Regions from separate parts of the Homo sapiens genome. Here region 2 is linked to region 1. A link is an interaction called in ENCODE POLR2A ChIA-PET data of the cell type or tissue named here. Cell type or tissue: GM12878. All regions are shown on one strand. Region 1 holds the start of LOC124904369 (small nucleolar RNA U13). Region 2 overlaps ANKRD12 (ankyrin repeat domain 12).

What was found. ChIA-PET counts read pairs that join two places held together with the same protein. Peaks named below come from ENCODE experiments on the same cell type or tissue, not always from the same donor. Only the 100,000 strongest peaks of a DNase experiment are listed, where the experiment ranks them.
Region 2: POLR2A ChIA-PET joins it to region 1 with 6 read pairs; 6 of 35 experiments call an interaction of 5 or more read pairs at or near these places.

The regions. Positions count from the first base shown.
Region 1 is chr18:9,275,931-9,280,930 of GRCh38, reverse strand. ANKRD12 (ankyrin repeat domain 12) reads right to left here. Exons shown (of 13, transcript NM_015208.5): 12 at 1,287-1,382. It overlaps LOC124904369 (small nucleolar RNA U13), which reads right to left and starts at 2,952; the gene lies at 2,852-2,952. In GM12878, no CTCF peak of the experiment used is centred here; no DNase peak of the experiment used is centred here.
Region 2 is chr18:9,171,024-9,176,023 of GRCh38, reverse strand. All of the region lies in intron 1 of ANKRD12 (ankyrin repeat domain 12), which reads right to left. Among named protein-coding and RNA genes, the nearest start is that of ANKRD12, 37 kb to the right of the region's middle. In GM12878, no CTCF peak of the experiment used is centred here; a DNase peak (open chromatin) is centred at 2,135; H3K27ac peaks cover 762 bases.

The sequences.
Region 1 (5,000 bases):
GAAGAGAAGAGTTACTTGATTATTCTGTTAACTTTGCTTTGTTTAAAAATTAATCTCATCCAGTTTCTTTAGGAACTAAAATGGACACATCAGGAGCATAAAAAGCATTTGAATTACAAGTCCATTTCTTTCTTTTTTTTTTGAGACAGAGTCTTGCTCTGTCTCCCAGGCTGGAGTGCAGTGGCGAGCTCTGGGCTCACTGCAACCTCCGCCTCCTGGGTTCAAGCGAGTCTCCTGCTTCAGCCTCCCAAGTAGCTGAGACTACAGGCATGTGCCACCACGCCCAGCTAATTTTTGTATTTTTCTTAGAGATGGGGTTTCACCATGTCGGCCGGGCTGGTTTTGAACTCCTGACCTCAGGTGATCTGCTCACGTAGGCCTTCCAAAGTTCTGGGATTACACGTGTGAACTGCCACACCCGGCCTACAAGTCCATTTCTGTTTTATCCTGTTTGTACACACATACCAACTATTTGTGGGTCTGCAACTTCATTTTCACCTTATACAGCACGGGTCCCCAACCCCCGGGTCACGGACTGGTACCGATCCATGGCCTGTTCAGAACTGGGCCACACCGCAGGAGGTGAGTGGCGGCAAGCAAGCATTACCACCTGAGCTCAGCCTCCTGTTAGATCAGCAACGGCATTAGATTCTCATAGCAGCTCAAACCCTATTGTGAACTGCACATGCGAGGGTTCTAGGTTGCATGCTCCTTATGAGAATCTAATGTCTGATGATCTGAGGTGAAAGTTTCATCCCCAAACCATCCTCCCACCCCAACCCATGGAAAAATTGTCTTCCACGAAACTGGTCCCTGGTGCCAAAAAGGTTGGGACTGCTGTTATAGATTTTAATTTGAAAATATTATTTCAAATTATGAGATTTCAAATTATCAAAAGAAACATGAAAATCTAGGGGGGAAAGACTTCTGAAATGATTCAAAATCTCAAATCAAATAATTTATAGATTTGAAAACTATATTCCTTTTCTTACCATTCTCCTATTCTTTCGTTATGTTCAAGCTATAACCAGACAGGTACATTGGATAGTAAGCATGAAGACCCACACTAGAAACTGCATTTTCTGTGGCAGTTTCCTCTTTCATACTACAACTAGTCCTTAAAATGGACTTGTGGTCTTTATCTTTCCAATTGTGGCCCAGTGTGAGGATTCATGACTAACCAGTATTTCCCCTCCTAATTATTTCTCCCTAATACAGCTGTAGAGTTTTTTTTTTTTTTAAGAAGGGGGAAGCATTCATTTAAACTGACTTCCAAACATACATACCTTTAATTTGTCAAATTTATCATCCACATCTTGTAACCAAGACATGAATTGTCTTGCATTAAAGCGATCCCTCACAGAAGTTTTACTGTCATCAGACTAAAAGAGAAAAGTGAGTATTATAAAATACAATAAATCACTTTAAAATCTATATGCCATTATAGTATTTTTATGGTATATGCTGCTTTCTTAGTAACGATGAAAATATATTTTGAGAAATATATAAATTGAATACTGCTGAAGTTGGTAAAACTTTTATTTCCACATTGTGTAGACAGATTGGTTATTAGAATTCTTGGGATGGTAGGTTTAATTATTAATTAAAATAGATTCCTATTGCTCTAAGTCAAAGACATTTCTCAAAAAGGCATGTTACATTAAGTACTGTGCCCGTGACATTATTACTGTATAACCAATTACAGATTTAATTTTAATGTTACAGTTTACTATCTGTAGGGACAAAAAGTATCCAGGTGGGAGAGAGCTGCCTTTGAGGCCAAAATTTCTTCCAGGACCAATATCTGCGGTGCTCATGAAGAAATTCTTTCTCATGAAGAAATTCTTTATCAACACTTAAGAATACCAGTTTTGGAATTAACAGACTATATTCAAATTCCAGCTCTGTATCTTACTACGTGATCTTGAACTAATTATACAGTTTCAGTCTTATACTCTGTAAAATGTGGTAACCTCTCTTCAGCTTGTTTTGAGAATGAAAAGTGTCTATAAAGCCCTCATCATAATGCTTAGGTACACAGGAAGCACTCAATGCAGCACTCACTCCATTACTACCACTACCAGTGCTGTCAAACTGACATCCAGGCAGCAGGTAGCTCCCACACTCACATTTTCTTTTTTTTTTTTGAGATGGAGTCTCTCTCTGTTACCCAGGCTGGAATCTTGACTCTCTGCAATCTCCACCTCCCAGGTTCAGGCGATTCTCCCGCCTCAGCCTCCCAGGTAGCTGGGATTACAGGCACCCGCCACCACACCTGGCTAATTTTTGTATTTTTACTAGAGATGTGGTTTCACCATATTGGCCAGGCTGGTCTCGAACTCCTGACCTCGTGATCTGCCCACCTCTGCCTTCCAAAGTGCTGGGAATACAGGCGTAAGCCACCGTGCCTGGCCACTACTCACATTTTTAGCAGTTATAATTTCTTCATTGGTGCCCCAAGTTAGATGTTTTGACTATTTAAAATGTTATTGTTGACTCTTAAGTATTACAAGTTTATTTATTTATTTTTCTTTACCACATTTCAGGTGCTCAAACAAGTTTATTTTGAAAAGGAAGAAGTGATAAGAGAGTAGACTAATGGATGATCTGAGCCTCTACCCAAAGAAAAGTAGACTTTTTTCCCTTTAGTTCCTTCCAAGGCTACTCCCATAGGAAATAACGCATGCTACTTGAGACCTTCTACTCTAAAGCCAGCTGTAAAAGGGTGGATAACAGTTCCATATTTAAATAAGTCACCAAAAATGCAGAAATGTTTTTAGCATAAGTTTCTCTCTGTCAAGAGAATACACCTCACATTTTGGTATCTCATCAAGCTGAATTTCTTCCCCCATGTCAGACAGGTAATGTGTGCACAATGCAACAAGGTTTGAGAGAGGCCTGTCTCACACAGTGTGAAAACCCAATCATCAGGCTTATGATCCACAAAAGGATCTCAGCAAGCTTAATTTAATCTAAAGTCAGGTGGTCTGGATCATTAAGAAAATCTGGGGCAGGGAAAATGAATTACTCAAGTTATCAAAATCCCTTTATAACTGAAAATTTATACTGTTCTAGGAAAACGCATTTATTTTTTAAATTCTCTTTTTAACCTGTATGATACTGGGCATTCCTCAACTCTGCTGTATTTGATTACCAATATGTTTTCATCTATTTTAAATCTTATCAGAAATTTCTTAATGTTTTTGTCTAACAGTTTCCCACCTCAATTTCCAGCTCTGCTATGAATTTGTTTTTATTTTTAATGAATTTAATTAATTACTTTACTTTTAAGAAACAGGGTGTCGGCCGGGCGCGGTGGCTCACGCCTGTAATCCTAGCACTTTGGGAGGCCGAGGCGGGTGGATCACGAGGTCAGGAGATCGAGACCATCCTGGCTAACATGGTGAAACCCCGTCTCTACTAAAAATACAAAAAATTAGCCGGGTGTGGTGGCGGGCGCCTGTAGTCCCAGCTACTCGGGAGGCTGAGGCAGGAGAATGGCATGAACCAGGGAGGCAGAGCTTGCAGTGAGCCGAGATCGTGCCACTGCACTCCAGCCTGGGCGACAGAGCCAGACTCTGCTTAAAAAAAAAAAAAAAAAAAAAAAAAGAAACAGGGTGTCACTCTGTCATCCAGGCTGGAGTGCAGCGGGCGCAATCATACCTCACTGCAGGCTCGAACTCCTTGGCTTAATCGATCCTCCCACCTTAGCCACCTGGGGTAGCTGGGGCTACAGGCATGTGCCACCATGCCAGGCTTTGAAATTTTTATGTCTTTTGTCATTTCAATGAGTTTTGGGAGAAAGAAGGAATCAACAGGTATGTATATATTTACTCAACCATTCTGAGCTAGAAATCAAGAGACTTTTCATTGTAGCTCGATTATAAACCTCAATTTATATTGCTCTAAAACTCATTTCTCTCTGATTGCTCAAAACTTAAAAAGATCTCAAGATACCACTGTTTAGTCCAGCCTATAAGAACATGGTTAAACTGTTAATTGCAGTTATTAAAAACCATCCATTCTTCCCTTTAAACATCTTTAAATATGAAAGTTCTAGAAAGTCCCTCAGTGGCCTCTCCAGTGCCTATTTCTTTAGTCACACAGTTCTTTCTGAAGAGACACAATTATTCATGTTAATAGCATCCTCAGATATCTCTGAACACTTTCATTTGAAATAAAAGTTGGAGACTTAAAGTTTTTTTTTTGTTTTTTTTTGAGACAGGGTCCCACTCTGTTGCCCAGGCTCGAGTGCAGTGGTACAATCCAGCTCACTGCAGCCTTGGCCTGCCAGGCTCAACAGATCCTCCTACCTCAGCCTCCCTGGTAGCTGGGACTACATGTGTGCCCCACCACACCCAGTTAATTTTTATATTTTTTGTAAAGACGGGGTTTCACCATGTTTCCCAAGCTGGTCTTGAACTCCTGAGCTCAAGTGATTGCCCACTTTGGCCTCCCAAAGTGCTGGGATTACAGGCATGAGCCACCACACCCATTCAGTGCCTTAAGTTTGAAACCTACCTATCTAGTTCAATCTTGATTTTTTTATAGATGAGAAAAATAAAGCTCAGAAGAGTCTAAAAATATTTTTCTGTGATATACCCTATTATCCTTTGTACTACTAGCTTATTTCCTTTAGAACAGCATTTCCTAGTCTGTTTTCAGGTGATAATCCTTCACTGTTTATTATAAAAATTTTAATCTTTAAATTCTTTCTTTTCTGGTTTATAAGCCATAAACAAATTCTGAAAACTAGTATGACTGGTTCTGAGTTCATGTAATTTATATGTGGCAGTAAACTTTATTGAAGATATTTCTCCAGTCTTCCACAGTTCATGTATTCCACCAACATTCAAAGTCAAACCAGAAGACTCGCTCTGTTTTTAGGACTGTCACAACCTAGAGGTGCCATCTAGCTGCACTATTTTTCAGTGTACAATAGCTTTCTAGCTGCCTGAAGGTCAGAACTAAAGGTATAAACATTCACTTTAGAAACAAAT
Region 2 (5,000 bases), 100 kb after region 1:
GACTGCAATACAACAAGTCTTGTCTGACAGACTTCTTAGTACAATAACTAAATTGACTGTTCAGGAAACAAAGAGTTTTTTTTGGTTCATAAATTGTCCTTTATCCTAAGGCTAACAATTTGGAGAAAATTTTATCTTAGCAGAGAGTACAAAATCACCTATAGGATGAGGCTGAACTTTGTCAAAAAGAGGTTTTGGCTGAATGTGGTGGCTCACACCTGTAATTCTAGCACTTTGGGAGGCCAAGGCAGGCAGACTGCCTGAGCTCAGGAGTTCAAGACCAGCCTGGGCAACATGGTGAAACCCCATCTCTACTAAAATACAAAAAATTAGCTGGGCATGGTGGCACCTGCCTATAATCCCAGCTACTCAAGAGGCTAAGGCTTGAGAACTGCTTGAACCAGCAAGGCAGAATTTGCAGTGAGCCGAGATAGTGCCACTGCACTCCAGCCTGCATGACAGAGACTGTCTCAAAAAAAAAAAAAAAAAAAAAAAAAAAAGAGGAGCCTTTGAAAAACTGATCAAGTGATCAAGAAGGAAAGAAGCCTTGGGACCATTTCTGTGGACGAAAAACTACTGAACACTGACAAAAGGAGGGAGAATCAGGGAGAAAATCCAATAACAGAGAAAGACAACTCAGACTATTTAGAAGATAGGGCTGAGAGAAAAAAACACCTCTAGTTGCCAATGTGGCCTAGAGGACTATGGGGAACAGAAATAATAGAATTTGCATATCTGAATGCTACAAACATGGAGACTGCACATGTATAATACAAGTGAATATCTACAGAAGTATTCCAACTACAGAAAGTCTATTTTGAGATCACTTTAGAGTCTGGCAGCATTTAGTGAGTTCCAGGCCCTCAGAATCAATGCTTTAAATGCTTTGGTCATACAAAAAATTAGGCAGGAGTGGTGACGCACGCCTGTATTCCCAGCTACTCTGGAGGCTTAGGCAGGAGAGTTGCTTGAATCTGGGTGGTGGAGGTTGCAGTGAGTCGAGATCACACCACTGCACTCCAGCCCGGGCAACAAAGCAAGACTCTGTCTCAGGAATGAACAAATTAAATAAATAAATAAATAAATAAATAAATGCTTTGGTCTGTTTGCTCTAGTCACTATCTTCCAACTTAAGTCTGACTTGAATATTCTTCATAGCAGTTTCACAAAGCACTGGGATTATTCCTCAGTTTCCACCTGTAAGACAAGAAGGGGGCAGGAGGGGCCAAGATAGCCGATTAGAAACAAGATGGCTCTCATAGAGAAGAATGACAACAGCAAGTGAATTCAGCACCTTCAAATGAAATGTCCAGGTTCTCACACTGGGACTGATTAGGAGGATGGCATGACCCACAGACAACAAAAAAAGCAGGGTGTGGCAATGGCCCACCCAGGAGCACTGGGGAGCCAAAGGAACCCCCACCCCCAGCCAAGGGAAGCAGTGAGTGATTGTGTAACCCCACTCAGGAAACCACACTTCTCCTACGGATCTTTGCAACCATGGATCAGGAGATCCCCTCATGAACCCAGGCCACCAGGGCCTTACTTAGGTCCAACATACAGAGCTGTGCGGAGTCTTGGCAGAGCAGTTGCTCAGGCTCACACGTAAACCCAGGAGTTTTACAGACTCCACCCTTGGGAATCCCAACAAGGTGAGAAATCCATCCGTATCCTCCCCTAGGAAGAGGGCTGAATCCTGGGAACCAAGCAGTGTCATTCTGCGGGCCTCACTTCCATGGCACCTCAACCCACTGGCTTTGAATTCTAGCCAGCCAGTGCAACAGGCTAGAGACTGCCTAAAATGGATGAGTTTTCAGGGGGAGGGGCGGCTGCCATTTCTGCAGTTCAGTTGACCCAGCTGTTCTAGCCTGCTCCCAAGAATCCAGGTGGTCCTGATGAGGAGGAGTCCCTCACAGGGCAGCACAGCTGCTGTGCCAGATCGTGGCCAGACTGCTCTTTTAAGTGGGACCCCAATCCATCCCTCCTCACTGGGTGGGGCCTCCCTGAGGGAATTTCAGCAACTCCAGCCAAGGTTATATGAACAGTACTCTGATCTCTCCCTGGGACAAGCCCCTAGGGGGAGGAGTGCCCAATGTCTCTGCGGTTCAGTTGACTAAGCCTTTCTTCTTCTTATTATTTTTTTATACTTTAAGTTTTAGGGTACACGAATGACTCAGCCTTTCTAAGCGGGCTGGCTCTGGAGAGTCCAGGCAGTCTGGGCAAGGAACGGTTACCCCCAATTCAGCACACCTGATCTACCAAAAAGCAACCAGACTGCATCTTTAAGCAGGTCCCTGATCCTGTCCCTCCTGATTGGGTGAGACCTCCTAACGGGGATCTCCAGACACCTTCTACAGCAGCATCCAGGCTGGCAACAGGTCAGTACTGCCCCCCCTACCCCCCCCCCACCACCCCACCGGGATGGAGCTCCCAAGGGAAGGAGCAGACTGCCATCTTAGCTGTTTCACAGCCTTCACTGGTGATATACCTACAGGTAAAGGAAAGACCAAGACAACTAGGGTCTGCAGCAATCCCCCAGCAAACTACAGCAGCCCTATGGAAAAGTGCACTGACTGTTAAAAGAAAAACAGAAAACAACAACAAGAGTATCAACAAAAAAGACACCACAAAAACCCCATTTAAAGGTCAGCAACTGGCCAGGCGTGGTGGCTCATGCCTGTAATCTCAGACTTTGGGAGGCCGAGGAGGGCGGATCACCTGAGATCAGAAGTTTGAGACCAGCCTGGCCAACATTGTGAAGCCCCATCTCTACTAAAAATACAAAAATTAGCCAGGCATGGTGGCAGGCGCCTGTAATCCCAGCTACTCTGGAGGCTGAGGCATGAGAATGGCTTGAACCCGGGAGGCGGAGGTTGCAGTGAGCCAAGATTGTGCCACTGCACTCCAGCCTGGGTGATAGAGCTAAACTCAGTCTCAAAAAAAAAAAAAAAAAAAATCAGCAACCTCAGCTGGGCAGAGTGGCTCACGCCTATAATCCCAGCACTTTAGGAGACTGAAATGGGCAGATCACGAGGTTGAGGTTGCAGTAAGCTGGGATTGTGCCACTGTACTCTAGCCTGGGCAACAGGGCGAGACTCTGTCTCAAAAAACAAAAACAAAAAAACAAAAAACAAAAAAAAAAGATCAGCAACCTCAAAAATCAAAGGTAGATAAGCCCACAAAGATGAGAAATAATGCAAAAAACGCTGAAAACTCAAAAAGCCAGAGTGCCTCTTCTCTAAATTACCACAACACCTCTTCAGCAAGGGGACAGAACTGGGCTGAGGCTGAGATGGCTGAACTGATAGAAGTAGGCTTCAGAAGGTGGGTGATAATGAACTTGGCTGAGCTAAAGGAGCATGTTGCAACCCAATGCAAAGAAGCTAAGAATCATGATAAAATGGAGGAGCTTCTAAGCAGTATAGCCAGTTTAGAGAGGAGCATAACTGACCTGATGGAGCTGAGAAACACAAGATGAGAAATTCACAATGCAACCACAAGTATCAATAGCAGAATAGACCAAGCAGAGAAAAGAATCTCAGGGCTTGAAAACTGTCTTTCTGAAATAAGATAGGCAAACAAGAATAGAGAAAAAAGAATGAAAAGGAATGATCAAAACCTCGAGAAATATGGGACTATGTAAAAAGACCAAACCTATGACTGATTGGGGTGCCTGAAAGACAGGAGAAGAATGGAATCAAATTAGAAAACATACTTCAGGATATCATCCAGGAGAACTTCTCCAACCTAGCAAGAAGGGCCAACATTCAAATTCAGGAAATCCAGAGAACCCCAGTAAGATGATCAATCCCAAGAAACATAATCATCAGATTCTCCAAGATCAAAATGAAAGAAAAAATGTTAAGGGCAGCCAGAGAGAAAGGCCAGGCCACCTACAAAGGGAAACACATCAGACTAACAGCAGACCTCTCAGTGGAAACCCTACTAGCCAAAAAAGATTGGGGACCAATATTCAACATTCGTTTTTTTTTTTTTTTGAGGTGGAGCTTCATTTCACTCTTCCTGCCCAGGATAGAGTACAATGGTGCGATCCCAGCTCATTGCAACCTCCACCTCCCGGGTTCAAGTGATTCTCCTGCCTCAGCCTCCCAAGTAGCCAGGATTACAGGTGTATGCCACCACACCCAGCCGATTTTTGTATTTTTAGTAGAGATGGGGTTTTGCCATGTTGGCTAGGCTGGTCTCGAACTCCTGACTTCAGGTATCTACCCACCTCAGCCTCCAAAAGTGATGGGATTACAGACGTGAGCCACCGCACCTGGCCTCAACATTCTTAAAGAATTTCCAACCCAGAATTTCATATCCAGCCAAACTAAGCTTAATAAGCAAAGGAGAAATAAGATTCTTTTCAAACAAGCAAATGCTGAGGGTATTCATCATTGTCTTGAAAGAGCTCCCAAAAGAAGCACTAAATATGGAAAGGAAAAACTTTCCTTTCCGCTGCCAGCCACTACAAAACACACTGAAGTACACAGACGAGTGACACTATAAAGCAACCACATAAACAAGTCTAACAAATAACCAGCTAGCATCATGATGACAGGATCAAATTCACACATAACAATATTCACCTTAAATGTAAATGAGCTAAATGCCCCAATTAAAAGACACAGAATGGCAAAATGTATAGAGTCAAGACCCATCAGTACGCTGTCTTCAAGAAATCCATTTCATGCTTGGAGGAGCCAAGATGGCCGAATAGGAACAGCTCCAGTCTACAGCTCCCAGCATCAGCGACGCAGAAGACGGGTGATTTCTGCATTTCCAACTGAGCTTTGAAGACAGTAGTGGTTCTCCCAGCACACAGCTTGAGATCTGACAACGGGCAGACTGCCTCCTCAAGTGGGTCCTTGACCCCCGAGTAGCCTAACTGGGAGGCACCCCCAGTAGGGGCGGACTGACACCTCACACGGCCGGGTACTCCTCTGAGACCAAACTTCCAGAGGAACAATCAGGCAGCAGCATTTGCGGTTCACCAA